Regions from separate parts of the Homo sapiens genome. Here regions 1 and 2 are each linked to region 3. The links are chromatin loops, found by intact Hi-C in ENCODE. Cell type or tissue: A673. All regions are shown on one strand. Each heading gives the region's core, and the rest is flanking DNA. Links, peaks and the distances in the headings are about the cores only.

What was found. A loop is a pair of places that touch in the nucleus more often than their neighbours do. Peaks named below come from ENCODE experiments on the same cell type or tissue, not always from the same donor. Only the 100,000 strongest peaks of a DNase experiment are listed, where the experiment ranks them.
Region 1: it touches region 3 in a loop (5-fold over the local background); 4 of 110 quality-filtered maps call a loop at or near these places.
Region 2: a loop joins it to region 3, with 2.9 times the contacts of the local background. A loop is called at or near these places in 7 of 110 quality-filtered maps.

What each region holds. Positions count from the first base shown.
Region 1 is chr2:211,732,003-211,742,466 of GRCh38, forward strand. All of the region lies in intron 5 of ERBB4 (erb-b2 receptor tyrosine kinase 4), which reads right to left. Among named protein-coding and RNA genes, the nearest start is that of MIR548F2, 690 kb to the right of the region's middle. In A673, for the core only: no CTCF peak of the experiment used is centred there; a DNase peak (open chromatin) is centred at 5,499; H3K27ac peaks cover 963 bases.
Region 2 is chr2:212,527,742-212,538,205 of GRCh38, forward strand. All of the region lies in intron 1 of ERBB4 (erb-b2 receptor tyrosine kinase 4), which reads right to left. Among named protein-coding and RNA genes, the nearest start is that of ERBB4, 5.8 kb to the right of the region's middle. RefSeq lists an enhancer at 9,592-10,092. In A673, for the core only: CTCF peaks have their summits at 919 (motif pointing left), 1,118, 5,047 (motif pointing left) and 8,357; DNase peaks (open chromatin) are centred at 2,840, 3,450, 5,020 and 8,410; H3K4me3 peaks cover 2,791 bases; H3K27ac peaks cover 4,058 bases.
Region 3 is chr2:211,448,830-211,459,293 of GRCh38, forward strand. The region is part of intron 20 of ERBB4 (erb-b2 receptor tyrosine kinase 4); the gene reads right to left. Among named protein-coding and RNA genes, the nearest start is that of CPS1-IT1, 840 kb to the left of the region's middle. In A673, for the core only: a CTCF peak has its summit at 6,589 (motif pointing right); a DNase peak (open chromatin) is centred at 6,602; H3K4me3 peaks cover 1,014 bases; H3K27ac peaks cover 2,211 bases.

The DNA.
Region 1 (10,464 bases), core at 995-8,994, 280 kb after region 3:
AAAATTCATTTTTTTTTTTTATTTGGAGCCTTAAGATTTTTAGAAGTAGATTTTATAAGCCAATATTTCCAAACTTCTGCTCTAAGGCACTCTCTTATTTCTAATGAAAGGTTCCCATAGATGGAAAGGCAGAGTCAGAGCTGGGTTGGTCTTAAACTAGAACGCTCTTTCCTATCTCATATTAAATTGCAGAAGAAATAAGTCAAAAATTGTTGCCTCACAGAGGAAGGCTTCATCATAAGCCTATATCCTAATTTTTACAGGAAAATAATTTTGCACTTTAAGGATTTTTCAATTCTTTTAACCAGCCACAGTGTATTATCTAACATATTTAAAAAGGCTCTCAGAGGTCTTTTTTGAAAAAAAAAATTAGACCTAGCAAAATGGAATTATCAAAAAGTATCTGGGCTTCTAAATGACCACAATCATACACATTTTCACAATACAAAATAAAATACGACTAATTTTCTTTTATTCCTAATTCCTAATTGGTTTGGTGATAGCTACTCTAAATAAACCGACCAGGCCATATCATGAAGTATATACCCCACATGTAAAATAACTGTTTAATCCAAAATGCAATAACCTCTGTCATTCCCCTGGAAAACATAGCAAATAGCTGTACAGTCGCTACTGAAATTGACATTCAGAGTCAGTTAATAAAAGTAGGGCCAGGCCGGACATGGTGGCTCACGCCTGTAATCCCAGCACTTTGGAAGGCTGAGGCAGGCAAATCACGAGGTCACGAGTGACCAGCCTGACCAACATGCTGAAACCCCATCTCTACTAAAAAAGAAACCCCGTCTCTACTAAAAAGTACAAAAATTAGCCAGGCATGGTGGCGCGCACCTGTAATCCCAGCTACTCAGGAGGCTGAGGCAGGAGAATCACTTAAACCCGGGAGGCGGAGGTTGCAGTGAGCCAAGATCATGCCATTGCACTCCAGCCTGCGTGACTGAGTGAGACTCCGTCTCAAAAAACAAAAAACAAACACAAAAAAAGAGTAGGCCCATATTTTGGCAGCTACTAATCAGGTTTGACCTGATGAATCCCTGGTGACCCACGGACTATGACATGATAATATTGTTAGTTGTGTCAAAGAGGTAAGGGATTCTGTCTAATCCATTCCTTATCACCACCTGCTTTATTCATTTATTTAATGAAGTTTTATTCAACCTATTTAATAAAGACATGATCAATGATTCATTGAGGGACCTTAAAGCTGATTATAAACTACACACTTGGTCACCAGGGAAATTCTCCCTTCTTAATAGGCTATTAGCATCTCCACAGTTTGTGAGTGAAGATTCAAAAAATAATATTGCCTTGTTACGTTAACTATAAAAATATTCTTGAGAGTGAGTAAGAGTTATTTTGCATATTCCTCACAGGCCTGTAGATATTGATTTCAAGGCAATAAAGGAAGAGTATGAATCTGCGTAAGAATACCATAGTATTTTTAAGAATATTTTTAAAAATTAGAATTGAGGTCTGCACCTTAAAATCTGCCTATAAATGATAGGCTGCAGATAAAGTAGTAAAAAAAAGTCATAATTATATCATAGATCTTTCATAAACCAAGAAATATGGAAAATTTGGTATTCAAATTTTTTAAATCACTGTGCATTATAACAGACATCTCCACATCTAACCTGATAGAAAAACAAACAAAAACCAAAAAAAAAAAATTTACTTTCTTTCTTTTGCTTATTCTAGTTCCCTATCCAAAATATTAGTAGAAGAAAACAAATATAATCTCTCTCTCACTCAATTTTGCAATAAAAATACCCACAGAAGGGCCAGGAGTGGTGGCTCACACCTATACACCTAGCATTTGGGAGGCAGAGGCAGGCGGATCACTTGAGGCCAGGAGTTCAAGACCAGCCTGGCCAACATGAAGAAACCCTGTCTCTACTAAAAATACAAAAATTAGCCAGGCAGAGGAAGGAGAATCATTTGAACCCGGGAGACTGAGGTTGCAGCGAGCTGAGATCATGCCACTGTCCTCCAGCCTGGGCCATGCAGCAGAAAATATTTAAAAAATTTTGAAAAAATAATAAATATTTAAAAATTTTGTCTCAAAAATATTTTTAAAAATTGAAAATACAGAATGTTAAAATTAAAAAAAGAACATCATATTAGGTAAACAATGGACAAATATCTGTTGAAACAATAAATACCATCAAGTCCAAATTTCTCATTTTATTGATGAGAAAATTAAAACTGAAATAAACTTACTTGTTTATGAGCAAATCTAAAGTAATGTTCAGACATCTCTAAGACAGATCACCACTTCTTCAGAGCATTCCAGGAAGTTTCTAGTTTTGATGAGGGTGAAGAATTGGGCAAACTATTAGTGGGTGTATAAATTGATACATGATTTTTTGAAGACTAATTTGTCTCTATCAAATTTGTGTATGTAAATTCACATGTGACCAAGCAGTTCTATTTCTAGAAATCTGACTTACAGAAGAATGTGCATCTGTGGACAAATATGTATAGAAAAATGTTCATTAGTTGTAACTGAGAATAATACAATGTAACCTAAATGTCCACTAATGAGGAATTGGTTAAGTAAATTATAGCACAACCATAACTAGGGAAATAGCTGTAGCATTAAAAAAAAAAAAAAAAAAAGCTGGGCGCGGTGGCTCACGGCTGTAATCCCAGCACTTTGGAAGGCCAAGGCGGGCGGATCATGAGGTCAGGAGATCGAGACCATCCTGGCTAACATGGTGAAACCCCATCTCTACTGAAAATACAAAAAAATTAGCCAGGCGTGGTGGCGGGCGCCTGTAGTACCAGCTACTCGGGAGGCTGAGGCAGGAGAATGGTATGAACTTGGGAGGCAGAGCCCCTGCAGTGCAGCCACTGCAATCCAGCCTGGGCGACAAGCGAGACTCTGTCAAAAAAAAAAAAAAAAAAAAAAGACGGATTGTTCTCTATGTCCTGAAATGAAAGGATTTTAAAAATATAATGTGAAGTGAAACAAAAGTGATAGACGAATAGACATGGCATACATATTTTTGTAAAACACACAGAACAAAATCCCACAACTTTTATGTGCTTATGTGTATATGTAAATATAAATACACACACATATACCAAATATTACCATAAAGTAATCACTTTATAAAAAAATGTAGGTTGAGGGAAGCATATTTACTGATGGGAAGGCATTATTATTTTTAACTTTATGACCTGAGTATCACATGAATTTAAAAAAAAAACTATACTAAAATAACCTGTGCATTTGGCAGAGCAAGTTAATTATCCCAGTGTTACAGATGAAGAAGTTAACATTTAAAAACTAGCTTATCCTAGGTCAAATCATAAGTTATTATCAAAGTGGAGTTTAAAATTAGTTTTCTGACTCCTATATATCTTCATTTACATGTTTTCATCAAGTTAAGAGTCACAAATAGAAGGTGCCTAAATGTAAAAATCAAAAGGACTAAAAGGGGAGAGGAAGATAGTTTTGGAAACTGTTTTAAATACAACGCCAAATAGCTAAAGTGATCAAACACGTGTCTGCATTACGTCTCTGAAAAACAGCTTGGCTGATGCTATTTTAACTACCATGATTGTGAGTGATGATAATGAAAACTAAGATATTACTCAAATACTCTTTAAATCTCAGACCCAGAGAGGGCCAACAATGAAAACTAAGATATTACTCAAATACTCTTTAAATCTCAGACCCAGAGAGGGCCAACACTGAAGTCTATACCTCAGAAAAAGAGACCTTTTGAGGAAACCATTTAAAAGAGTTATACCACAAGCACATTTTGAGTATATACAGAAGAATATGTTTTGCTTTTCTCCTCATAGAACACGTTTGGGATTATCTTCTTAAAAAAGATAATCAGGCCAAGCAGAGTGGCTCACGTCTGTAATCCCAGCACTTTGGGAGGCTGAGGCAGGAGGATCTCTTGAGCCCAGGCATTCGAGACTAGCCTAGGCAACATAATGAGACCTTGTCTCTACCAAAAAGAAAAAAGGAAAAACAAAATAGCCAGGCATGGTGGTGTGCACCTGTAGTCCTAGCTGCTTGGGAGGCTGAGGCAGGAGGATCACTTGAGCCCTGGAGTTCAAGGCTAGAGTAAGCTATGATTGTGCCTCTGTGCTCCAGCCTGGGCAACACAGCAAGACTCTGTCTCAAAAAAAGGAAAAAAAAAAAAAGATAATCATGTCCTCCTACAAGTCACATAATGCACCTTTGTAGTGTTTTTCAAACTTTTGATTTTTAAAAAATAACAATTTACAGTACAAATAACATTGTATTATGGCTCAGTACACATATCCTTGATGAAATGTTTTGAGGAATAATGCTGAGCCTAATCAGTGCAAGAGCATTTTGATACTGCCTTTTCTGGTCAATTTTATTCCAATGTATCTTATTTCAATAAAAATGTATTGTTGGGCAGGGTGTACTGAAGTGATTTTATAATCTACTAACAAGTTGCAACCAGCAATCTGAAAGCATTGTCTTATTGCATGAACAAAGGTCAAATTAAGAAATTAGAGAAACCGATCTCTGTGCTCTTCTTATATATGTACAGCAAATTAGCCTTCTAATGAATTCAGGAATTTAGAGCCACTGGTGATAAAATTTCCCTTTTCTGAAGTTTTAGGATTCTAGAGGATATGGAAAATCACTGCACAATACAGCCTGCCATAATGCCTTATCTTCAGAATTGTGCCATTGAGACTGACCATTCTCAGAGGTTTGTGCTTTTTATTCCCACCATAATTACTGGAAATTTGGGATCGTTCAGTCTGAATTTCTCCTACATGGCAGTATATTAAATTGTGGGCCAATACAAAACAACTTTTTGGATCCTCTCCAAGCAATATATTTATAGAAAATAATATAATCTATAGATATTAAAGCTTTTATGCATGATTAATATATTGATAAAAAAATTATAATCTCTCTGCTCAGGACAAAAGTTCGGAAGTCCTCAACATTTACCAAAAAAGTCATGTCGCGATAAAGAGGGTATTACTTATTATATTTGTTGTTACTTACTTTCTTAAAATTCTGAAATTACATATGCAGTACCTATTTTCAGGGAAATATAAGTAACTACAGATATGCAGAATTAAAAACAATTCATTTGTTCTCTTACTCCAGCAGTAACAACCAATGTCAACTTTTGAGTCTCTGTGAATGCTTGACATCCCTATTATGGTTCCACACTAGTATGAGAGTTAAGAGAACACAAAACACACAATTAAAAGTAATTCAAAATAACTCAGATCTTTACAATTTTCAAATCCAGGAAGGGGACACAATCTCCCTTCCTGCCTCCAGAAAATTATCCCATCAATCCACATTTCTCTACATGCAGAAATCTCATATTCTCCTCCTTCAGAACTTTCTCTAGTCCCACTTCTTCTTGTCTCTCCTACCTTATTTCCAGTGTATATACCGAAATGATTCATGAGGTTGGAATGAGATAATACATGTGAAACTGTTAGTACAAAACCGGCACAATGGATAACTACAGGAAGTTCTCTGGAGATGACTTTACATAATTTTGACTTTACATAATAGCTAATTTTCACTTTACGTAATAGCTGTGCCAGATTAGACACATTGCTTAACCTCTCTGTGATTTAGGTTTTCATCTATAAAATAAAAATAACAACTGTACTTACCTCATGAAGCTGTTACAAAGATTTTATGTATTATGGGAAATTATTAATTTGGAATAGTGCCTAACATGCAGTGAACATTATATAAATATTGGCTCTTGGTATTGTTAAGTAATCGATGAATGGTAGTTATTATCTCGCTTTATAGCTTGGTATTTTTAACTAAATATTATATCATTAACTGTCTTTTGTAGAAGCATAAATATGCTTCTGCTGTATTATTTTTTAAAGCTCTATATTATACTATTGTATGAATATACCCTGAATCCCCTTTCTAAGCTATTTGCAATGTTTGTATTTTTTACTATTATAAATACTGCTGTAATATATACTATGGAACATTCGTTTCATGCATATGATAATCTAAGTGTTAAAATAATACATTTCGTGGTTCAAGAAAATGCATATTTTTAAAACTTTGATACAAATGACTAATTAGTCTACATGGTGATTTTTACCTATTTATAATCTACCAAGAATAACTGATACTGTTCCAAGCTCATACTTTCTTTCTTACTAGGAGTTATCTGAATATGTTTTTAATTTATAAAGTTGTATGTCATTGATTATAAGTAATGTCAAGTATTTTTTGCAGATTTCTTGTATAAATGTTCAATTCTTTTTAATTAAAATTATTTTAAAAATACAAAACTATACTTAACTATAATGCAGTTAAAGTAATTTTTCCTTTGTTTTTGTTTTTTTTTTTTTTTTTTTTTTTTTGAGACAGAGTCTTGCTCTGTTGCCCAGGCTGGAGTGAAGTGGCATGATCTCGGCTCACTGCAGCCTCCACCTCCCAGGTTCAAGGGATTCTCCTGCCTCAGCCTCTTGAGTAGCTGGGACTACAGGTGTCTCTGCCACCACACTCAGCTAATTTTTTGTATTTTTAGTAGAGACAGGGTTTCACCATGTTGGCCAGGCTGGTCTTGAACACCTGAACTCAGGTGATCCACCTGCCTTGGCCTCCCAGAGTGCTGCGGTTACAGGCATGAGCCACCACGCCCGGCCCTCTTTTTTTTTTTGAGATGGAGTTTCCTCTGTCGCCCAGACTAGAGTGCAATGGTGTGATCTTGGCTCACTGCAACCTCTGCCTCCTGGGTTCAAGCGATTCTCATGCGTCAGCCTCCCAAATAGCTGAGATTACAGGTGCTCACCACCATACCCGGCTATTTTTTGCATTTTTAGTAGACAGGTCAAACTCCTGACCTCAAGTGATCCACCTGCCTTGGCCTCCTAAAATGCTGGGATTACAGGCATGAACCATTGTGGCTGGCCAGAAAATGATCTTTTTCTTATATTTTATTTTGTATTTGTTATGTCATGTTTAAAAAGGCAGTCATCATTCTGTAATTTTTATCTCTATATTTTTTCCTAGTACTTCCAGTTATATCACATGTTTTTAAATTTTTAATCTATAATTCATCAATCTGTATAGGTCTATCTAAATATAGACTATATATAGTCTATCCTATGCTCTTTAGACTTTTAATGTACTACCCATCTTATGCCTTTTGTTTTATTGTAGGGATCTAACATTATCTTATTCCATAAGTGAGCCATTTATTCATACTCTCTTTGTTAAATAATCTATGCTTTTGTCATTTTTAAAAAATGTCACCTTTGTAAAAACTAAATCACTGTAGACATTTGCCTCCAAATGTCTAACTTTGTTAGATTCCATTTAATCAATACCATTCTGAACCAGTTATACACTGTTTTAATAATTATTACTTTTTAACATTTTAATACTTGATAGGGAAAATGATTCCACAAGGTTATTCTTTTCAAACATCTGGCTATTTATTTATTTATTTATTTTGAGACAGAGTCTCGCTCTGTCACCAGGCTGGAGTGCAGTGGTGTGATCTTGGCTCACCGCAACCTCTGCCTACCAGGTTCAACCGATTCTCCTGCCTCAGTGTCCCGAGTAGCTGGGACTACAGGCACATGCCACCAAGCCCAGCTAATTTTTGTAATTTTGTGTTTTGGCAGAGACAGAGTTTCACCATTTTGACCAGGATGGTCTCGATCTCTTGACCACGTGATCTGCCCGCTTCGGCCTCCCAAAGTGTTGGGATTACAGGCGTGAGCCACTGCGCCCAGCCTCATCTGGCTATTTTATTAAATGTATTTTTAAGATATTCTTTAGAAAAGAAAGCATTGGTAATTGATTAAATATAGTTAAAAATATAGCTTAATTTTAGAAAAACTGACATTTTCAAAGCATGGGCATTTCTATCTTAGAATGCAGTAGTTCCCTATTCATTTAATTTTGTGGTTACATATTGGTGAAATATTGTAGCTTGATTCTTTTAAATTATCAGCAACTAGTTGTTAACATCAGAATCTGTCTTTTTTTCTGTTCCCTCATCCTCTCTGTTTTCTAGTCAATGAAATTACATACTTCTTAAATACATATAACATCCTTATTAAAGAGGAAAATAATTATCCTGTGTGACAGTTACTCAAGAAATACTGAAATCAGAACAAAACTTGTAGGTATTTCCGTGGTCATAATGCTCTATCAGCTCCGTTATAACAAAATTCATGGGTAAAAATATTTTAGATAGACCAAAAATAACTGTCTTCAGTGAGATAGTAATATATACAAATTATTTTTTAAAATATTTTTGTATGTTTTTATAACTCATCATAAATTAATAGAGTGACTATTTCTTTGGAAAGTGCCCATGGTAATGGAGAGATGCAGCCATGATAATATTATAAATTGTTGAGTAATATATAAAATTTATATTGGCTTCAGAAATGAAATCTTTACATGTCTGATATTTAGTGAACTCACATTTATTTTAATATAATGGACAAAAACGTGGCTTGGCACAAGAAAAGTTGACCTGTATCCAGTTACCCCTTCTTATCCTCTTTCATCTCTGTACTGTACCCCTTCCTATCCTCTTTCATCCCTATACTGTTTACTTAATTATTTCTTTTCTTTGTCTTTTTTTTTTTTTTTTTTTTTTTGAGACAGAGTCTCCCTCTGTCGCGGCGTGATCTTGGCTCACTGCAAGCTCCGCTTACAGGGTTTATGCCATTCACGTGCCTCAGCTTCCCGAGTAGCTGGGACTATAGGCGCCCGCCACCACACCCGACTAATTTTTTGTATTTTTAGTGGAGACGGGGTTTCACTGTGTTAGCCAGGATGGTCTCGATCTCCTGACCTGGTGATCCACCTGCCTCAGCCTCCCAAAGTGCTGGGATTACAGGCGTGAGCCACTGCGCCCAGCCTACTTAATTATTTCTTTAACCAAATTGATTAATTTGAAAAAGAATATAATACATTTCAATAATTTTAAGGCAAAACTTTAAGGAGAATATCTTTCTTCATGCTTGCTAAATTCTCAAACCGTTAGAGTGGTATGTAAGTGCTTGCTTTTCCTAGAATAAAATCTCACACTTCTTTCCATTTCTGTAGCCAAAATAGTATGGCTGTCCTATTCATCAGAAGCATGTCACATGTAGGTAATTTTGAAATTTTCTCTTTGATAGTCAAATATAGTTACTCTAATGACAGTCAGCTCTTCTGCTGTGAAGACACAAATAATTCAGAATAAGTTGTCATCACTACCAAAATAACAAAATTATTTTACTGGTAGAACTTTCAGATATATCTGACTGTTCTTCTCAATGTCCTATTAGTAATCCTTCAAATGTGGAGTATTCATTTTCTGATCCCTCTGCTTAGAATAGCTATCTGCACAACACCCCACAGTTTCCATTCTCTCAATCTATATCTGTATCTGTATAATCTATAACTATATATGTAGTTATACACACACACACACACACACACACACACACTAGATGACAGACAGATGATAGAGAGAGAGAGAGAGAAAGATAAGAGAACTTGTTGAAACTGAGGTTCTTAAATTGAGTTAGAGGTGGGACCAAATCTCTAGTTACCTAATGTCCCAGTTTAATATTCTTTTTGATCATTTCCAACATTCCTCACCTTTGTCTTGTATCTAACCCACAGTATGGCCACAGAACAGGAACAATTTTATATATACCTTTATGCCCCTGAAGCCCTTGGCTTGTCATTAAGTAATAGCTCCTGAATCCCATTAAACTGTAATATACAGAGTATTTTAAATATATACATCTCCTGTAGTTAAAATGAAACAACTTGTTCTTTTAAATCTTTGAGAAAAGTCATTAAATTACAACAAATATTATCAACTTATGTCAAAATGAAGAACACATCAGGGAAGATTTTTCTCATTTTCTACCGGTAAATTATTGGGGCACTTTTTGAAATGGTCAGTGTAATCAAGTAATTAGCTCATTGTAATGTTTACTTTAATTTTACAATATCTCCAGAAACCATAAATCCAAAAAAGGAAAAATGGGAATAATTGAAATCAATAAGAAGGCTTATGGATGTGCAAAGTTATTAGTAAAATACAAGGGTTTTAATTAAAGATGTTGGCGTGTACAAAGACTCGCTGTTATCCTGATTGATGGGGCCTGCTGGCTCAGCTCTTTCCCTGTTCCCCATTAGCTCCCACTTGCTTTTCTCTGCTCTAATTGGATATTTACCACATCGGCACCTTCTTTTTAAACAACATTTGTTCCACAAAGAATGTAAATACAATTACACTTTAGACAAATTATATGTGTACGCATGTGTGTGAGTATAATTAGTTTATTATCCAAATAATTTGTCATTTTGCTTTCACATTCTACAGGAAACTGTTGAAAATTTCATGGAGAAAGATACAATTTAATTTTCAACTGCAACATTTCTTGTTGAAATTTTGAGGAACAAAAATATATAATCAT
Region 2 (10,464 bases), core at 853-8,852, 1.1 Mb after region 3:
TGTGCACAATGTGCAGGTTAGTTACATATGTATACATGTGCCATGCTGGTGTGCTGCACCATTAACTTGTCATTTAGCATTAGGTATATCTCCTAATGCTATCCCTCCCCCCTCCCCCCACCCCACAACAGTCCCCAGAGTGTGATGTTCCCCTTCCTGTGTCCCTGTGTTCTCATTGTCCAATTCCCATCTATGAGTGAGAACATGTGGTGTTTGGTTTTTTGTCCTTGCGACAGTTTACTGAGAATGATGATTTCCAAATCTTGCATACGCCCCTGATTCGAAGTTTTCTCAAGATAAGGCTTAAATGGCAAAGAAAGAAATCTGAAGAATACAATGGAGGAGGGAAACTACAGGGTAACCTAAAGTAGAACTCCTTAACTGATAGATTTATTAGACAAGTTTCTTCATGTAGCTATAGGGAAAGCAAAAAGAGCTGCTGACCTGAAGGCACTAAGATCTGGCATGCTAAGCATCCCTTTCTTGCACAGTGGGCAGGTAGAGTGGAGAAACCATGCCTTTGAGAAGCATAACTAGCCTCTGCCGCCGTGAGAAAGTCGTGCAAGAGGCTGAGAAGCAGAAGGCAGAGCCAGCTGGCTCTCAGGACAGGGCAGATATGTAACTGGACCAGACTAGTGCACCAGTTAGGCTTCACCATTACATACTACTTCGTATCTCTAGTCCCTCATCTACAAAATAGGAGCATCTACAAAATAATCCCTGACTCAAACTTTCTTCTCATGGATTCTTAAAGTAAAAAAGGTCAGGAAAGTTCTAAAAGAACTTCAGGCAAAGTTTCTAATATCTCCATTCCCAATTTTCTCATTAATAGATTACTCGGCAGACTGTTAGGTAATTTTGAAAGTTACATTAACTCTTTTAGGCAAATATAAATTAAGGTACAATTAGTGCACCCTAGTGGCCTAGAAATGTTGACAGTTCTTTAGAATCTGGTAACCTGAAAAGAAATGTCTAGAAGTGCATTTTCCCTGGTAGACTCTGACTCTATAAATAATATAATTATTTCACCATTTTCAGAACGTAGAGTGAATCATCTAAAAGAGCAACTAAGAGAATCCCCATCACCTCTCAGTTCAGTTATACTGCAAGTGCTTCCTTTATAGGATCCTTTTAAAATGGTAAGCATATGTCTAGTTGTCTATTTTAAGATACTGAGAAATCTTAGCTATAACAAAGTTGTATTATCACATATATCTAGGAATAGAAAATGCCAGATTCTATCTGGAACCCTTTTTCATGAAATATTTATTAACATTTTATCTGGAGGCAAATATTCCTCCCAAGAGTCTGCAAAATCACTTAATAACATATTTTTGTATTGTGTTTTATTGGCCTCATCTATTCTTCTTTAAAGAAAGAAAAAGCTGGCATCTTGAGCTTCTTATATTTCCTCTTCAGTTCCTAACATGGTCCTGAAATACACACTGGTGGATCAGTACATGCTTATTGCTTAAATTGATTAAATGTTTAAATGGCAGATAAGTAAGAAATAGCAAAATAATAGCCATTAACATTAAAATACTGAACTACAAAATATTTACATGTTTAAAAGTGGTATCCACATTCCACATATATTTAACTTGCCAGAAATAAAACCAACAGAAATTGCACCATATTTATGGGTAGATTCTAAAAATGGGGATAGGGATGAATGATAGCGTCTTAGAAACACACCACTTGAAGAAATACCCTAGGAAGCTCAAGAAAGCAACTAAAGAAATTTGCAGGGTAAACATGCCCAATAGCTATTATTAAGAATTCTATAATTATGTTATTCAAACAGCTTACTTTGTGCACTATATGGTTTAATTACAAATAATAACCATTCATGAACGAGCTTAAAATTGTTCCTGCAAATGTATGCTATTCATTCATGTAAAAAAAATTTTTAAAGAGCTTATATGTATGTGGCACCACATTAGTCTCTGCAGAGTATAAAAACATTGGTACTTAAAAAGTCAAAACTATTGGTTGGTTTGATTAAATGCCAGATAAGTGATATTGATAAGGACTACTGGCTAGAGTAGCCAGTGAAGGAAGATGTAACAAAGACGTATAATTTAAAGTAAAACTTAAAAGATTCAAAAGTTTGGCCAAGTAAAAGCACCAAGTAAGCCACAAATTCCAGGAAAAGGGATCAGCAAAAGTAAGGACAATAAGGAAGGCATAGTCATGAGATATTGACTAGGTCAGTCTGGTTTTTAGACAGAGTACATGTTAACAGACTCTATGATGGATTTAAAAAGAAATTGAAGACAGTTTTAGCAGGCTTTGAACATTACAAGAGGGATCCATGAAAAGTTTCAGAATAAAAACTAAGATAATATTAGAAATGGTAATCTGACAGTGACAGGAAGGAGATTTTAGAGGTTTGAGGACGTGGAAGAAGAAGAATACCCATAAAGAGGATCTTGCAATAACCCTGCCTGAGGTTTCTAAGGACCAGATGATGCTTATAAAAATCTTGGGGAGTAGCTTTTAACATACCTATGCAGTCAACTTTCCTTTAAAACAAACTTATTTAACTGCTCTGTTCTAGACAAAATTACCAGACAAAAGGAATTCCTGAAAATGAAAGTATGTGTATAAAAGAAATATTATCCTGTTGTATTTTTATTTGGTTTTCATAGGTCCCTATAGAAACCCATATTCTCACATTCTTTAAGCCTACAGAGAAGGACAGGAAATAATGACAAAGATTTCAGTAAGAGTTTGCCTAGAGCAAAATAGTCACTGCCACCCATGATCTCTATTAGGCATCCCCTTGATAGTGATTGGGACCCATCCTGAAATAGAAGACTGTGCCACTTATTGCTCAAGTCACAGCTATACTTGATATAGTCACAGAGCCTGGAGAATCTGTTGTCAATTATTTTCAGTCCTAACCAGCCATGAGATAACCCCAGCAGAGGAGAGAAAACAAGCACACGCATTTTTTGAAAGCAGGTTTATGATCCCCACTTGTATTCAAAAGATTAACACTTGGATATCCACCTATACTAGAAGCACATGGGACCAGGAGTAAGTAAAGGTCAGCAGAGCAGTAAAGATTTAGCAGGTGAAACCGATTGTTTACAAGTCTAATCTTTGTGGAAAATAAAAGAGTGTTTATTGTACCATTCACTTTCTTCTCTTTCAACACATTTAAACTATGTTCGAAATGAAATATATTATAAATCTTCAATCGGTCTTGAGTCCTTTTAATTTAACTCTCAGGACTCAGAAACTGGATCTTGCATATTCCTATTGGTGTTTAGTACGCTTCAGTAACCCCTACAATATTGGAAATAATGTGATTAATAGTAATGATCCTGTGTTACTTCTCATGGGAGAGGCTTAATGATATTGCACAGGAAGTTTCATGGTGTTTATGTTAATCTTTTACGGGGGTCCACTTTCATCTCCAATTTCTATCAGGAAATGACTCTTCTTGCCAAAACAAGTTTCAAACTTCCCTTCTTTCACATGGGCCCATGAGAACACTTATCATGCCCAAGACGGCTGAGGCACATGAGGGAACTCAGCTACAACCAGAGAGCATTAAGTTTAGGTCAAAAATATTGCAGTCAAAAGGCCCAGAGGTAGCATCTTACAGAAGCCAACTAGAGTGAGGCAAAGGTGCTATAGAAATAAATTTATAGTCAGTACTTAAAGCTTTGCTTATGCTCTTGCTCAAAGAATAGAACTATGTCTTAGTTAGGGCCATGATGAAAGAGGATGGCCCAACAAAGACCATAGAAATTATCATTTCATGTCATATCTTAGGTCCAAGGACAGGCCTAGATGAATCTGAAGTATTCTCATGGATTTCCTGGTTAAAGGTCTCCATCAACTAACTGGTGATGAGGAACCCACTGTTTATCCTTTACAATCCATCTTATTTCAGCATTCATAGTACTTATTTTAAAAATGAAAAAATAAGCATTTTCTGCTGACTGGACATCTTCATAAAGCCCAGGTTAAAAAAAAACAAAAAGAAAGAAAAGAAACTCTTAAAAGTGCTATTATATACAGATAGTACTGTGGGCTCCTGTGTGACTTTTAGGGAATTCAAGATTCTATGTCTCCATAGGCCTAACCAGGTAAAGAAATCCTCTTATAGAACGATGTCTTTAAAAAGTTGCTTTATTTCTTTACTCCTCATGTGCCATAACTTATCAATGCAATCAATGATTACTCTCCAAATATAAATTAAAGATGATCATGAGGATCCCACTGTCTTTCTTTTAGAAAGAACTACACAATATGGTAATTAGGAGTGTGGATCCAAGCCATTTGTCTTCATTTCAGTTTCTCAATTCTCTTTAATGCAACATAACCTTTTATTTGTTTCCTTATTTTTTTATGTGTCAGTGGTTTTTCAAATACTTCTATGTGTGCTACAGAAAATGATATTGGTGTCAGGAGCTGCCACTAGTTTATATTATCTAATTTCCTTGCGCTGTCAGTTTCCTTACCTAAAACATAAGATGACTGGATTACATCAGTGGTTTCTAGTGCCGGACTTCTATGACACCAGTGCAGGAGAGTAGAGGCAACAGTGAAAGGAAAGTGAGGGAATGTCAACGGCAGGGGCCTCAAAGCTGCCTCCTCCCTGCAGCTTAACTACACAGCTCTCTTTTTATTTTACCCTTTCAGCTGTTTTAGAAACTAGGGCTATGCCTATGACTTCACTTGGAACAACAACAACAAAAAAGAGGTCCACTTACAAAAATAATTAAAAACCAATAAACTTTTTTTCTAAAAAGTCTAAACTTTCCATTTCTAATTAATTGAATTATTAAAAACATTCAAGATGTTAATAGCTTAGGCATGACTTTTAGCTACACTAATAAAGGTAAGGCGATTGAGACAGAAGCAAGTAGTCTAATCCCAGATCACATAACAAATGATTGTATGACCAGAATCCAAACCTCCTAACTTTTAGTGCTTTATTCGCTAGCATCACACAATAGCAAGGCTGTTGCTGTACTACCCACAGCTAAGGCATGCACTATTCCTATTAAAGTCTATGTGGCTGCTGCCCCCTGGAGTTGTGCAAAGTGACAGGCCTGCAGAACAATTCAAAATGGAAATAACTCTAAAACAATTATTACATGCTACATAGCCTCTTTAGAATTAGTTAACAAAACATCCACATATTTCAACTCCATATTGTAAAAGGGACAGCTTTCCTCTCTTGAAAAGTTTGTATAAATATAAAGCACTAGTTTAAGTATCAAGTGTGAAAACAAGGAAGTGGCCTTAAATCTTGATTACAGAATTGGAAAATACGGCAATTTATTTAATAAATATTTCAGAATAACCAACAACTCAGAAAAAATAAAAGAGACCATAGAACAATTCTGAAAATAATATTTTGGGGAAATTGCCCTCAAATACAAATGCCTTTGAGTTAATAAGCTCTTTATTTCATTAGACAGGTACTCTTTTGATAGAGACAGTTTGCTAGAAAGTTTACATTATGTTTCTTAATATAGGTATACATGTTTTAGATTACATGTGCAATTTAGATTACATCTATAAAAACAATTTAGTGGAATGTATCTCAATATCAAAGACTTTAAAGTTATTTTCATAAAACTGTACAGTGCAGAAATAGTGCATTATATGCATTTCTCTCCCAGGCAGAGAAGCCAAGTCACAAAGAGATGCAGTGAGTTGCTGAAGGTATTAAGAAACTCGAGAACTGTCTCTGCAAGGTAGAAATCCTGATTTAAACAATGTGACTACGTCCCATGTCCCATTTAACCACAAAATAGGCAATTAAAGTCTCCCTCAAATTATGTTGAAGACATACAGTTTCAGGAAACATTGACCTACAATTTTTTCATAAAAAGGGGTTATTTTTCATTATAAACTGAAAACTCCAGTCAATAGCTGTATTAGAAATCATAAAAAGTAAGGTTTTAACTCTGACTGCCAATATTTATAATACTTCAGAAAATGAGTATTAGATAAAACATGTAATTTGGTTCCATATGGTGAAATGTAACATAATAGAGCATCTCTAAAATGATATAACCTGGAGAAAAGTTGTTAATATGATTAAATTCTACCCTGCACAGGATACTCAGTAGATCACTGTAAAAGATAACAGTGGAATATGCTTGGTGATTAATTTCTGTAGAACAGATGTAGGCTTGAACCTCTAAAAACTAATTTCAGTACAAATATTAGCATCTCAACAAAGCAGTATCTCTCAAAACTGGTAAAATTAAACAGAGCAAGTACCAACAAGTTTGTAGGTATCAGAAAATCCGTTTTGATCATTTATTTCATTTATGTTTTAGGCACTTACAAACTATACATGGATATCCAACAGTAGCAGAACACTATAATATAAAGCCAAAACTTATGGCTATTTTTAAGAACATGTTAACTTTTCCTAATAACCAGCTTGATATAACACAAAAATAATACCGCTTTAAAGCATTGCAATGTTTAAGCCATCCTAATTCAATTTATTGTCTAAAATATGCACTGTGCATAGCCATTAATCTCAAGGTGGCTCTAATCAAGCTTCCAAGAGTACTTAGAAAGAGCACAATTCATTGCCTCACTAGCATTTTTTAAATAGCAGTGGTCCACCTTCCTTCCTTGGTCAAGAGGGGAAAAGAAAGAAAGAAAAAGGGTAAGAGGGACTTCTCTGTGGAAAGGTTTGGCCTTGGAGTCAAGGCTTTTAAGATGTGCCAGTGATCTTGGATCGATGCCTTTTTATTTTCTTTCAGGAATAAATCTGAGCAATGGAATGGCTTGTGATTGTCTGGCCAACCAGCCATATCAGATTTATCAGAAAGAATGAAAACTGGCTCAGAGGACTCCTGCAGTGGCTGAGTGGCAGGTTACTGGGAAAGACACAAACAAAAACAATATACTTAGTGGCGGAAGGGAAAATATATATTAACACATGTAAACTCAATAAATACTAAGATGTAAAGAGAGAATCTATAGTAACAGAAAGGGTGAATGCATAAGACAGATGATAAATAGTACTTCTATTTAAAAACCAAAGGGATGAAAGCTCATGAATACTACATATTTGAATCCACTTTGAGGAGGAAATACGATTTTCCATCAAATAAATGCAAACTCTAAAAATCAGCCAATGCAAACTTACTGTGTTCAGGTTAGAATAAAAAATGCATAAATCTTCCACAAAGTTCATGCTCTGATAAATATTCTAATGTAATTTCTTAATTAAGACACATTTCCAGTGACTAAATGAAAATATATATATAAAGCAGTAAGTGCCTTGATTTTCAACAAAATTTCACTTTCTATGCATACATGATTAAAATAAATAAAAGCAGTTGAGTTTAAGAGCAAAAAAAAGGAATACTGATATAACTGGAGTCATTTCATCACAACAGAACAGTTATAGTATTTCCAAGCGATTTGCAGTTATACTAACAGATATTTATTTAGACATATTGTGAAGAAAAAAATAACACCTTCTTCTAAAAAGCCCCCTTTTATATATATATATATGAGAATTTCAAATTAAAAAGAAAACATTGTACCGATAGATGTGCTTACAGTAAACACTTGTAAGAAAGAGAATTGATGCTTTCTTGAAAATATATTTAACACCTTTTTCACCACTTAACTTTTATTAACATTTTTCTTCTCAAATGAAAAATAACCCCATGATTTTGGAGATATAATGATGTATCTTAAATATGTACGAAAGCTATATGTACTTTTATAGAATGAAAAGCAAGACTGAGTTACCTGCAAAAAAGAAATGGGAACTGAACTTGTTCATCGTTTATCTACTAAGGTATATAAGAGTACCACCTCAATGCTACTATACATTTTCTTCAATACCAAGGCAATATTGATAATTTTCCATTATACAAGGAAGACGAATTTTAGAACCATTCCTTTGGTTAGCAAAGGCTTTATAATTGCCATATAAAGGGACTTTGGCTATATCTAGATATATCTAAATAAAATGCATAATTGAAAATGAGACAAAGTCCTTTAGAATTTCTAAAAAACATCCTCTCTAATGCTGAATTTTTTTCCAAGCAAAAGAAAAAAGAGGTTCTCTTCTGTTACAATTAAGAAATATCTTAAAGATCTATACAACAGCATCCCCCGCCCTATATTTTTATTCTGTTCACATAGAGCAGTAAATAAGGTGCATTCCTTCTGCTTAAGAAATTAGCATTTCAAAAATATGCCACTTTCCCCTGAACTCCAAGCGTGTCTAATAATGCGAGAAGCAGATTGTCTTCCCTCGTTTCCTTAATTTGTTTCATCTAAAAGCAATTCACTCAACATCTTGTCGCCCTCTGGCAGCTTAGTTTACTTATCCGCACTTAATTTCTCATTTGGACCAAAACAAACTCCTCCAAACTGCTACTGACTGCTAACCGCGAGAGGGGAGACGCGCAATATGTATTTAGTTGGGAACACACAGCCACACACATACATAGGCACAAACACACACAGCCTCACTCATACCCCAGACAGTAACTTGTTTTTATAATAGCACTGCATTAAAACCAGCTGAACTTTCCCTGCCAGGTGCGGCAGGGTGGGGGTGGGGGAGGATGAAAAACGAAGTCCCCCGGGGCATTTACAGTTTCCAATGGATCACCTTAGTATGCGTGTTGCAATTATACCAGGGATGCACCCGAGAGCTTTTCTTTGTGCGGCCCTTTCATCTGGATCACTTTGTGTTTTGAACAAGTGAGGCTCGCCTTTGTGCCCCCAGAATTTCAAGTACAGAGTCACACACGGAACAACAATGGCACGCTAATCCTCGCGCTCTAAATGGGCTCACTTGTGGGTCTGACAATTCGCCCAGGGAAACGAGAAGAGACGAAGCGAGGGCGCGAGCTAGTGTCGCCTGAGACGAGGAAGAGGACAGCTGCAGAACTAATTTGGATTACATTCCTTGCAGAAATTCTGAAAAGGGCTTTTCGGCATAGCTCAACTCGGAGCCGCACAGTTAATACCAAATTGCTGCGGACTCGGAGCGGGGTCCCCCAGTGGCAGAGGCTGAACCAGACAGCCCCCAGTAGGTCGCCTCGTAGAAATTCCTCTCGGCTAAGCCTGCATGTCGGTCGCCAATGCCTTTGAATGGGTCAATGTGCATAATCAACCCATTGAGGGAAAATATGAAGGGACTCGAAGTGGGGAGGGAGATAAAAAGAGATGTATCTAAGAGGCCGCTTGGAATGTCAAGTCCGTGTTGGTGTGATTCCGGAGGTGGCTGGAGCGCGGGACCTGGTATGCGTGAAGAATTTCGGAGTAATTGGGAGGGTGCAAACGGCCAGCACAAACGCCTCACATGTGCCATTCGAAGGTCATTTTGAAAGACTCGATAATTGTAACTTGTTATTTACTAGGCAAAGGAGGCGGCGGCGGCGGCGGCGGCGGAGCGGGAAAACTACAGCTAGCCGTTTTCTTGGTGAGGTCAGAAGGACACCCTCCGGGGGCCTAAAGCGCTCCCTATCGCCACTCCCGGGGGCTTTATCACCTCAAGCTACTTCCCACGCTCCAGTCACCATCCCTGGATGGTTTCGGAAATCTCTCTGGCTCTCCAAAAGGCACCCCTTGGCCACGTCAAGACACCGGTCCTCCTCAGACCTCTCCCGTCCCACTTTCATCCCCAGGAAACTCTAGTGTCAGAAACTTTGAGCTCCATTGCACTGCAGGTGCTGTCATTAGTCCTGCAAGCCGTGGCGGGCCAGCCCCGCCGCGCTGCCTCTCGGGGTCAATTAGCCCTTTGCCTGCCCAGGTACCTGGGGCTCGAGCTCTCCAGCAAGCAGTGGCCGCGCACCCATCGCCGCTGCCGCTTTCGCCTCGGGTGGATCCAGTGACCCGCAGGCTCGGCAGCCTGGCCGGGCAGTAAACAGACAAGTTTGAAGGACTCCGGCCAATAGCAAGTTGAACTACAGGAAGAACTCTTCCCGGAGCCAAACACGGCAACCGACGGGAAGGCCGGGCTTCTGGCTCAAGTGTGCCAAGCCTTTTTTTTTTTTTTTAAGAGGTCAGGCAGGCGAGTAAGCGCCCCTCAAGTCAATGGGGAGAGGGCTCCGGGAAGCCGGCGGAAGAGGCCCAGAACTCCGGGCCCCGGACCGAGGCGCGCCCGCCTGCTGCACTCCGGCTGCCCGGGCTGGGCGCGAGTTGCGTCTGACGCCACAAGGCTCGGGCGACTGGGGGCGCAGCGGTCGCCAGCAGCACACACAGGTGCAAAGCCCGATTTTCTGAGCGCCGCTCTCCACCGCCCTTCGGGCTCGGCTCGGGAGAGGCCCAGCCAGCACCGCCCCAGGACCGCGGCCCCGGCGGTGCGGGTTCTGCCCTCGGGGACCCGACAGGGACAGAAGAGTCTCCTCTGACTGGGGATTTGGGTCTCCCATGTCCCGAACAACAGGCGCCACCAGAAGGGATCCCGCTTAGGCTCCCAAACAAAACGCTCGGGAAAGA
Region 3 (10,464 bases), core at 1,754-9,753:
GTTCACTAAAAGATATGCAGTATTGTAAGAGATTTTAAAAAATTAAATGCACATTTTTTGTTCTAAGATATTTAAAATCTCTTTGGGTAAACTATGATATTGAAGTATACATGCTCAATATATTTCAGTGTTCTCTATTAAGACAAATTAATAAATTTGTTAATTACTATTCTATGTATACCTCTAACATCAACTTTAATCATCTTTACAAATTAAAATTATTTATGTCTAGATATTAATACTGATTAGTACCCAATAGTGTACCTCCTACAAGAAGCTTGATAACTAGTATTTAAGATATTGCTGATAATGTTTCTGAATTCCTATCAGAACCTTTTGGCTGAACTAGATAAAATTTACTTAAAGATAAGGTGCATTTTCATGTTATCACAGTATTGTTCTGAAATGTTTTAGACCGTGTAATATTAGTAGCAGAATACTGAAACTGGTATGAAAATAAGATGTTTCCTCAATAGTTTAACTGTTTTGTAAAATTTAATATTTTGTATTTCACAACCAGTGAAAAGTTCAGCTACTATTTTTATCTATTAACATTTGCAGTTAAGGCATAGGGTTTCATTAAATTAGGAAATGGTTATTCATTATAATATAACCATAAATTGAGCTCTAGCTCATGAATGTGCTAATTGTTCTTTTCTGCTGAGGATAGTAGCTTATATTCACTTTTAAAACTCAATAGACATAGTTCATATGCAATTTAGATTAAATCTGAGTATGAAATGGAAAGCACACATACCATCTGTGAAGAAATGCCCTTATCCCTAATTAATATGTATCATGTATTATAGCCCATTTTATTACTGAAGACAAGTTATAAAACATAAAGTTGAGTTTAATAAAAAGAAAGCTAATTTAATGGGAATGAGAAATTGCCTACAAGAATATTGTAGTTAATGGATACAATAGTCTTTGCCTAGGGAAGGATAACTTGATTTCCATGTAAGTTACAGGCCTGGATATAAGTGTACTTAGAAGAAGAGCAGAACAAGCCTCTAGAGGCTAACTAGGGAATTAACATTCAAGTGTTTATTGAGAATCTACTATATCTAGGTACTATGATATAATAGCAATAACTTATATAATGAACACTCATCTAGCGCTTGCTAAATGATAAACACTGTCCTAAGCAGTTTACACAACCCCATGAAGTACATACTATTATTATTTCCATTTTACAAATAATGAAACTGAGGCACAGAGATGTTAAGTGACTTTCCCAAAAACACACAGCAAATAATAGAGTTGGAATTTTAACTGAGGCAGCCTGGTTTCAGGTCTAAGGAATACATGTGCAGAACTGGGATTAGAGAAATTATGAAACTTGGTGAGCCTATGAGAGAGCTAATGGAGGTGGGCAGAAATAACAAGACAGAGAACTTGATGTGGGGTAAGGCTGGAGGAGTGTGCAAGGGCAAACCTGCAGGATCTTGGAGGCCAGGCTCAGGATGTTGACTTTTATCTTAAGAGTGATAAAAGTCCTTGGGATGTATAAACCAAGAGCCTGGGAATAACATGATTGGATTACATTTTGAGAAAAATCTCATTGGCTACAGTGTGAATGATTGATTACAGAAGGAAGATAAAAGTGAAAATGAGAGTTAAGGGGTTATTTCATACTCTAAGTGAGAGATGATGGCAGCCCGGACCAGGGTGGTGCTAGCAATGGTGGTGGAGATGGAGAGAAGTAATCGATTTGAAAGAAATTTAAAAGCTACTATCAACATTACTTAATGTCAAATAAAATAGGAGCATGAGAGAGAGGAAGAAACAAGGATAACTTCAGTTAGTGCTACTGATTGGATGGTGATATATGCAGGACTAATGTTTATATTATTCAGGTTTCAGTTTAAATATTATGTCCTCGGAGAGGCCTTCTCCAACTGTTTGAATTAAAGTATCATCCACCCCTCCATAAGTCTCTAAACCCTTACCCTGCTTTATTTTTCATCAGAGCACTTATGACTACCTGACAACATATAGGCATGCTGTTACTTACCTGTTGTCTGTTTCACTGACTACAGTGAAGGCACCACGAGGAGAAAGAATTTATCACTCATATTCATGCTGTATTCTCTACCCTTTAGAACAGTGCCTTGCATATCGTAAGTGGATAATCAATATTTACTAAAGGAATAAGTGCATGAACATGAAGGCTGTCAGAATATGTACGATAGTTAAGATCGTGGATCTGGGTGAAATCTTTCACAGAGATGAAAGTGAAGAAACACACGTAAGCAATAAACAAAAGAAAAACTCACAGGGACAAAACTGAGATGACAAAGTTAGGGGCATGGAAGAAGGCCCAGCAAAGAGCAGTGCAGCAGAAATCCAGAGTTTCAAATATGGAATGACTGTCAATGTCAAATGCAAAATGCTAGAATGGCATTGTAAGAAGAGGACTGAAAAAATGCCATTAGGATTGGCATTTAGGAGGTCATTAGTGATGTTGTTGATAAAAGTTTCACTTAAGCATTCAGGACGGAAGTCTGAATAGTAGTTTGGACAGGAAATTGGAGATGAAAAAGGAAAACAGTATTTGTAGACTATTCTTTCAAGAGGTATGTCTGTGAAAAAATGAAGGGAGACAGGGAACTAGCGAGGAATTAAGGGAGGCAGGATGTAGAAAGAAATATTATATAAGGATTGATACAGAATCCAGAAATATTTCTCAATGGTGGTCATGAGAATTTGGTCAAGAACCTAACAAAAAACAAAAAGAAAGCCCAACTATTCCTAGCTAGGGAAGTGGTGGGGAGGGAACAGCAAGGGGAGGAAAGGGGAAATAGAAAGCCCTAGCATATGAGCTAAGCTACAGTGAACTGGTATAAACAACAAGGTCAAGGTAAATGCAACCTCTGGCAGACCTTCCAATAAGAAGGGTCAGTAAAATTGTTTATTCCTGTAGGCTAACATAAAGAACAAGTTTTAGACTACTTAAGGCTGTATAAAAGGATCCTGTCTCAAAACCAGACTTTGAAATAGTTTTCTTAATAGTTCCAAGTAATTTGTCATGCCTAGCTCAAGTGCTGGGCAAATAGCAGGTACTCGAAAGTATTAGATACTGGAAATATCAAGTTATCAGGAGTAAACTTCTATTAAACTTGGCTTGTTTTGTCTTATCATCACCATCACATTTCACTGCGAGTAGAAATTTTAGAAAAATCTCTTTTTCATTTGTAATTATTTTGAAGTGACATTCCTTCCAAGAAATAGCTTTCCTCCTATATATCCAGCACTCATACACTGCACCTGATTTGAAGATGAACAAATATATTTCTGCTTAAGAATTTTTGATTTCTGTCTCAGATAATACATTTGTAATAAAAATAAACACTATTTTTTTTTGAGATGGAGTCTCGCTCTGTTGCCCAGGCTGGAGTGCAATGGCGCGATCTCGGCTCACTGCAACCTCTGCCTCCCGGGTTCAAGCGATTCTCCTGCCTCAGCCTCCTGAGTAGCTGGGATTACAGGCACGTGCTATCACGCCCGGCTAATTTTTGTATTTTTAGTAGAGACAGGGTTTCACCATGTTGGACAGGCTGGTCTCGAACTCCTGACCTTGTGATCCACCCACCTCGGCCTCTCAAAGTGCTGGGATTACAGGCGTGAGCCACCGCCCCCAGCCAATAAACTCTATTTCTAAATGCACCCTATTTCTTACCATTTTCTTCAAAATCACTATGTATACTCTTTCAGTTATTACCCCATATGTCCTTTAATGGATGAATTAAATATTGATACACTAAAAAAAATTAAAATAGCTCTGTTACCAACTATCTCAACCTCTATCAAATTATCTATATTGATATTGGCCAAAATAATATTGATATATAAATATTACCAGATAATTTCTTTGAAAATCTTCTTCAGGTCTATACATTTCATAGTATAGAACCTTAATTACATTTCAAAGACACCACACTAGTTAGGCACTTCACTGGGTTTTACCTGAAATATCAGTGTCATGTTAAATAATTGATTCTAATAATAGTTTATTATTGAATATCAAACAATTGAAATCAACATAAAATTTGTGCAGTAAAGTATGTGTGATTCCATCTCAACAAAACGATAAATAATTAGTCTCTCAGAGTGTTTTAATATAGTTAGAAAGAAGCCATTGAAAACTGAATTATAGGACTTTTTCCTTCCTTTTTAGTATATTGAACTCACACAAGTCACCTTTAATTTCTTTTCTCTACTACCAGATTGCAAGGAGAAAATTCGAAGCCTAGCTTCTCAAGGATTTGCTGTTTCTTTATTAATTGTTATATGTGCGTTTCATTCAAAGTACTAGGTAATGCTTTCAGCAATGAAATGGTAACACCTCAAGAAAAGGGTAAATTAACATCTGATTAAATAAAATTCATATGCTCTCATTTAGTAAGAGTGCAATTAAATTCATGTCTTTAAAGTTTAAGTTATCTCAAGTCTTAAGCTCATTTTAAAAGTATAATAAAAATACTAAAATAGTAGATATTACTCAGGGTCACTACGTAACACAACTCCACAGAGCATTATTTACACAAAAATTTTGGTTTATTTAATTTCATCATGCTTAAAACCCCGCTTTAAATTTTTTTGATGTTCCTCTTTTTATACTGTAGTACTATTTAATATCTTCACTAATGAATTATCATTTTAAAAAGAGGAAGAGAGAAAGGAAAATGAAACAGCACATAACATGTACAATGTGCTTTTGACTACATGCACTAGACATATTTTCAAATGAAAATCTCTAATGTTTTCTTAAATCCATTTCATAGCATTAGAGTGCTTTGGATCGTAACTCCATAGACATGTGTTATAAATCAATACTATTATCTCATTCACAAGTCTGTAGCAGACAGGCAGACGTGGATCCCAGGATAATAGACGTATTTGGTGTTAGATCAGGCTGACATTAAAAAACGTGTCTATGGAATCTAAACAATAGATTCACTTGCTGTTTTGTAGAAAGTTGTTTGTTTTAACATACTTATACCTCTCATTTCACAAAATGCACTAGCACTGCTTCAGAAACCTGTCTAGGAAAAAATACTAAGCTACTAAAATTTAATAGTAGTTTTAGGAATAGTAAAAATACAGAAACTGTATATATTGTCATAAATGGAGAAAGTCCAATGTTCAATCAACTACATAAATCTAATTTTCATGAGAGTACAAAGGTATCCAAATGTCTCTGGAAAAAAATTGCAAATAAATCCCCAGATACGTAGCTATAATTGTACTGTATAGATTCCCTATGCTCCACAACTAGTAAGATACATTCTATCAGTTTTTTCTTATGAAGCTAACGTTGTGATTAACATTAGAATAAGTCAAGCCCTTTTCTTTTGCACCAATCTAATATTTGTATTAAAATTATGTATTGACTAAATATGTGGAATATCTTCCATTAAGAATATTTGTAACCTGAGAACACTTTGGTAGAGAATATAAATTATAACCTATTAATCCTTAAGAGCTTATAAATAAAAGCTTAGAGGCATCAATCAGTAGGATGTTGTTGTTATATTTAAGACATCACAAAATTGAAAATAAATTCAGTTTAGTCTAAATCCATGTATTCTCTGACTCTATGCTTTACACTTCTTAGATAACATTTTGAATGCAGCATTAAGAAAATCAGGCACCCAATTGCACTGATGCTAGAGACCCTCAAACATTAAGACTGCTAGAGCAAATGCATTTCTCTCTCTCTCTCTCTTTAAAGTAATTTAGGGGTTTTTAAGGTGATGTGAGTTAATGAAGGAAACCAGAATTTTAAAGAGTACAAGTGACAAGAAAAAGTAACAGAAGATGTCAGTCAGGGGGTTATTGGTTTAATTTTTAACTTTACATCTCCTATTCCCTGTTTTAATTGGGATGATTGTAATTGATGTTATTTAGTGTCTGGAAAGAGAGAACCATGAGAGCTCCATTAGCCTTCTTGGGATAACAAGCAAAGGTAATAACTTTTCCTATTAAGCAAACAAAGACTGTGGCCAACTCTCATTTGGCTTGTCAGTGCCTCCCCGCCAGGACGGTTCTGCCTCCTCACTTGTGTAAGGAGCCGGCTGGCTGGCCGGCACACAGGATGTGCTGTCAATATTGCCTGGCGAGTTTTAAAATCATTTTCCAAATGAAACCCTTTAAAAATTCTATGAACCATTCTTTTGCTGAATGTATCAGTCTTTTGCTACTTACAACAAAGAATGTGCTTTATCTTCAACGGTGCTTCTCTGTCTTTAGTGTCCGTTTTATTTCTGTCCCCAATAAAATTCATTAGCACAGTAGAACAGAAATTACTCTGTTTTAATATGATCATCTATTTCAATAGAAAATGCTCTTACACACAGATGGCTTACATTTTTTGAGTGTGTGAAACACAAAATTTAGCATTGCATAATCTACTAACTGCAAGTCTCTGATGGACTTATAATTATGATTTCCTACTAGCTGATTTGAGAAGTTATTTCTGTAGGGAGTTCAGTGGACTTCTTATTTGGATGTCATAAATACTTAAATATTCATTTTCCATGAGTTGCCAGGGACAATGGGTTCCCAGCAGTGCTAAACAGCTCTCTGAACAGTAGGTGGCAGCACTGTTCAGCTGCCTTTTGTTTGGTTTTATTTTGCCAATTGAAATCAGTTCCTTCACCATTAGAACAAGGGGAAAAAAGGGAAAAGCTTCAAATGTCTATATGCTTACATATAAAACCCACATAAATCTCTCATAATTTGGGAGTGCAAATTAAAATGATTACTTAAGAATCAAAATGACAAAACAGTTCATATTATGTTTTCTCCCTTAGCTTGTTCTATGTGATTGCTTACTTTTAATTTTGCCTGTTTTTCACTATTTGAAGGAAAAAATTACAAACATAAAATATGTCCACAAGTGAAGTACTCTGCACTTAAGTACTTCTACATCCATAGTTGCTGCCAGTTTCAAGAGAGAGCTTCTTCGTGTCCTCTCAAATGCTCCACAATTTATACCTAATTTTATCAGTTCCAGGAGTAATAAATTGATACCTAATTTTATCAGTCCCAGGAGTAATAAATTTTCCTCTTTCTAAAGAGTAGCCAGAAGTCTCAGCCAGTTCACAGCGTAAAGTTTCCACTTCTTGAAGATTCAGGCATTAAGTATGTGATAATTTGGTCATTTTACTTAGTATCACATACTGACATACATATACAGGGTTTTGCATGTGCACCCGAACATACAAACTTATTGTGTATTGACTGATGAGGAGCCTGAGTGTGTGAAGCCACCTATGATAATGAGGAATTTGAAGTCTGTTTTATTCAAGTCTACTGTTTTTTCATTTGTTAACTAAGTGATCCCGATAACTACCTCACAGATTTGAAGTGAGAAATGAATGGGGCACAGTATATAAGGCATTCTGTAAAAGCAATAATCCCGTTGTTTTATTATTCTATGTCTGTGTTTTTGCTAGACAGTACAATGTAAGGACAAACAATGTAAGGATATAATATACAATCTTATATCCCCAGCACTTGGCACAGTATCATGCAAACTTTAGGCACTCAGATATACTTCTGAATCAATGAATAATTGCAAATTTTCGAAACATAATGAGTTTATAATATAAATCAAGCTGGTTAATTTATTGAAGTAAATCCAAATACCCACTCATTTATTCAACATTCAAAGAGGTCCTCATTACTCTGAGCTCAAATTCTAGCAGATGAGGTGGATGTATTAAATATATATACATATATACGTATGCAAAATTTATATAAATATATGCCAGTGCTTTAGTCCAGTGGTTCCCAACATTTTAGGATCCAGGGACTGGTTCGTGGAAGACAATTTTTCCATGGATGTGGGAGGAGGGGAGAGGGATAGTTTTGGGAAAAAACTGTCCCAACTCAGGTCATCAGATATTAGATTCTCACAAGCAGTGCACAACTTAGATCCCTCGCATGCACAGTTCACAATAGGGATCCCACTCCTATGAGAATCTAATGCTGCTGCTGATCTGACAGGAGGTGGAGCGCAGGCAGTAATGCTCACTTGCAGCCCCCTTCACCTTCTGCTCTGCGGCCTGTATGGCTCTGTGGTCCTGGGGTTGGGGACCCCTGCTTTAGTCTATATGTGAAACATTGACATAAACTCATAAAAGTGACAATTTATATATGATACTTTGTTATTTATGAAGCACTTATAAATATACAAATTATCCCATTTAATCTTTTTAACAACTATTCAGTTAGAAATATTTAATACTGAGCAACCTGAGACTTAAGAGTTTAAGATTCTTAATTAAGATGGACTCGCTCTAAATCATCACCTCTTCACACTATACCATGTGAAAAGAACCCACAGGAGTAATCAGTTCTTGTGATGCACGGCCAATACATTATGGTTACATTAAGCCTGTACAGTATTCCTAGATTAAATGGTTTGAAATTATCTATTTAAAAATAATTACTTCTTTATAGATGTTAGTTTCCCCTTCAGTGTAATAGATATATTTATGCTCTATAAACTAAATTCCTCTACTCATCTATCTTGCATTGTACATTTGATGAAGTATCATATGTGTTAGTCATTGTAGTGACAGGCAGAAAGAAGCAATCATGTTTATTATCATTCCAAGACTCTCATTGAGGAATAGCACAAAAGCTCCAACTGCCACTTATCCTAGAGAGGTAGCAATATGTAAACATCGAACACTCAAGGTTAGAGCTGAGCCTTGAATATGAGCTGGTAGGGCTGAGGCCTTCACTTGAGTCAACAACTGCACTTGAATTTTGCACAGGGAGATGAGGGTCGTGGAGGAAGAACTCTTACATCATGCATGCCTAACCCACAAGGTTAAGGATAAACTGACAAGGAAAGTGATGTGGATTCTTCCTGCTTGTAATCCTCAACTATAAAGGCATTGCAAGAGTTAGATACATTCAAGGATGATGGGATTGTTATGATTTGGATTTTTATCCTAACTTTCTTCTATTGAGACTATTTCAACTATTACCACAGCCTTTCATGCAACTGCTAGAGACCAAACCACAGGTTAGAGGAACCGCTGGTCCACTGTGGGTATCACGTTAACTCACAAAATTGCATACCATTCATGTGCTACTTCAGATCCTTTTGTCTCACCTGTTTCTTGGGGCTTTGCTACTTTTTGATTTTGGCAACCACTTGCACTGACCAGGTCTTGTGGGCTCCAATCAGTGCAATAGATATATTTGTGCTTTATAAACTAAATTCCTCCACTATAGTGATATATCCATAGATATATCACTCTATATATCTTTCATTCTTACCTCCTGCTCTGGGGATTCCCTGTTGACACTGAGGTCACAACACTTGCCCAGCAACCATGCACATGCAACCTGGAAGAGAGGGGAGCTAGCCTACTGTACAATGAGCCTTTGACCAATGAGAGACAAGACAATGAATAATTTTTTTTTTTTTTTGAGACAATGTCTTGCTCTGTCACCAGGCTGGAGTGCAGTGGTGTGATCTCAGCTCACTGCAACCTCCGCCTCCCGGGTTCAAGTGATCCCCCTGCCTCAGCCTCCCAAGTAGCTGGGATTACAGGCACGTGCCATCACGCACGGCTAATTTTTTGTATTTTAGTAGAGATGGGTTTTCACCATGTTGGCCGAGATGGTCTCGATCTCCTGACCTTGTGATCCACCCACCTCAGCCTCCCAAAGTGCTGGGATTACAGGCGCGATCCACCACGCCTGGCCAACACTAAATAAACTCTTATACCTTTCTCCCTTCAAAAAACCTTTTCTGAGATGCAATTATTCAGATGACAAAAAAATTGTCCCAAGAGATGAGCAAAGCTTTCCCTGACTTCTGTTTTCTTGATATCGTACTCCATTAAAAAGGAAATAACACAGGTGCTTTTGCCTCAAGCTTTGCTTTCAGGGGAATCCAGGCTAAAACACACACTACTAACACAAATAGAAAATCCACATCAAATACACAATGAAATCCTTCAGCCATCACCAATACTTCCTGAATCTCCTGCAAACACTGAAATGAGCAAAGTCATAGTTTTCTGCAGCTCTTTAAGAAAGGTGTAAAAAAATGGTATTGATTCAACCAAATGCTCTGAAATAGAAAGCTTCCTCTTTTTGTTTTCCCAACATATTATAAAATGATTAAAATTATAATTTTATGGATTTAATTCAGAATTTTATTTCACTTATCATAAGCTTGTCTCATAAAAGCAAAAACTATAGAGAAAAACCTAAATCATAATATCTCCCCAATACAATACTTTTCTGTGTTTGAAGTTTCACATCACCTCAAATAATTGACTGATTATATAGCATGCATATGCTAAGTCAGCATATGTCAGTGTTCAGAAAATGTTGAAATGAGATTATTTATGTAATTTATAATCAATCTTGTTCCAAAAAAAGATTTAGGACCAACAACTAGAAAAATGCAATGTGGTCAACCAACTA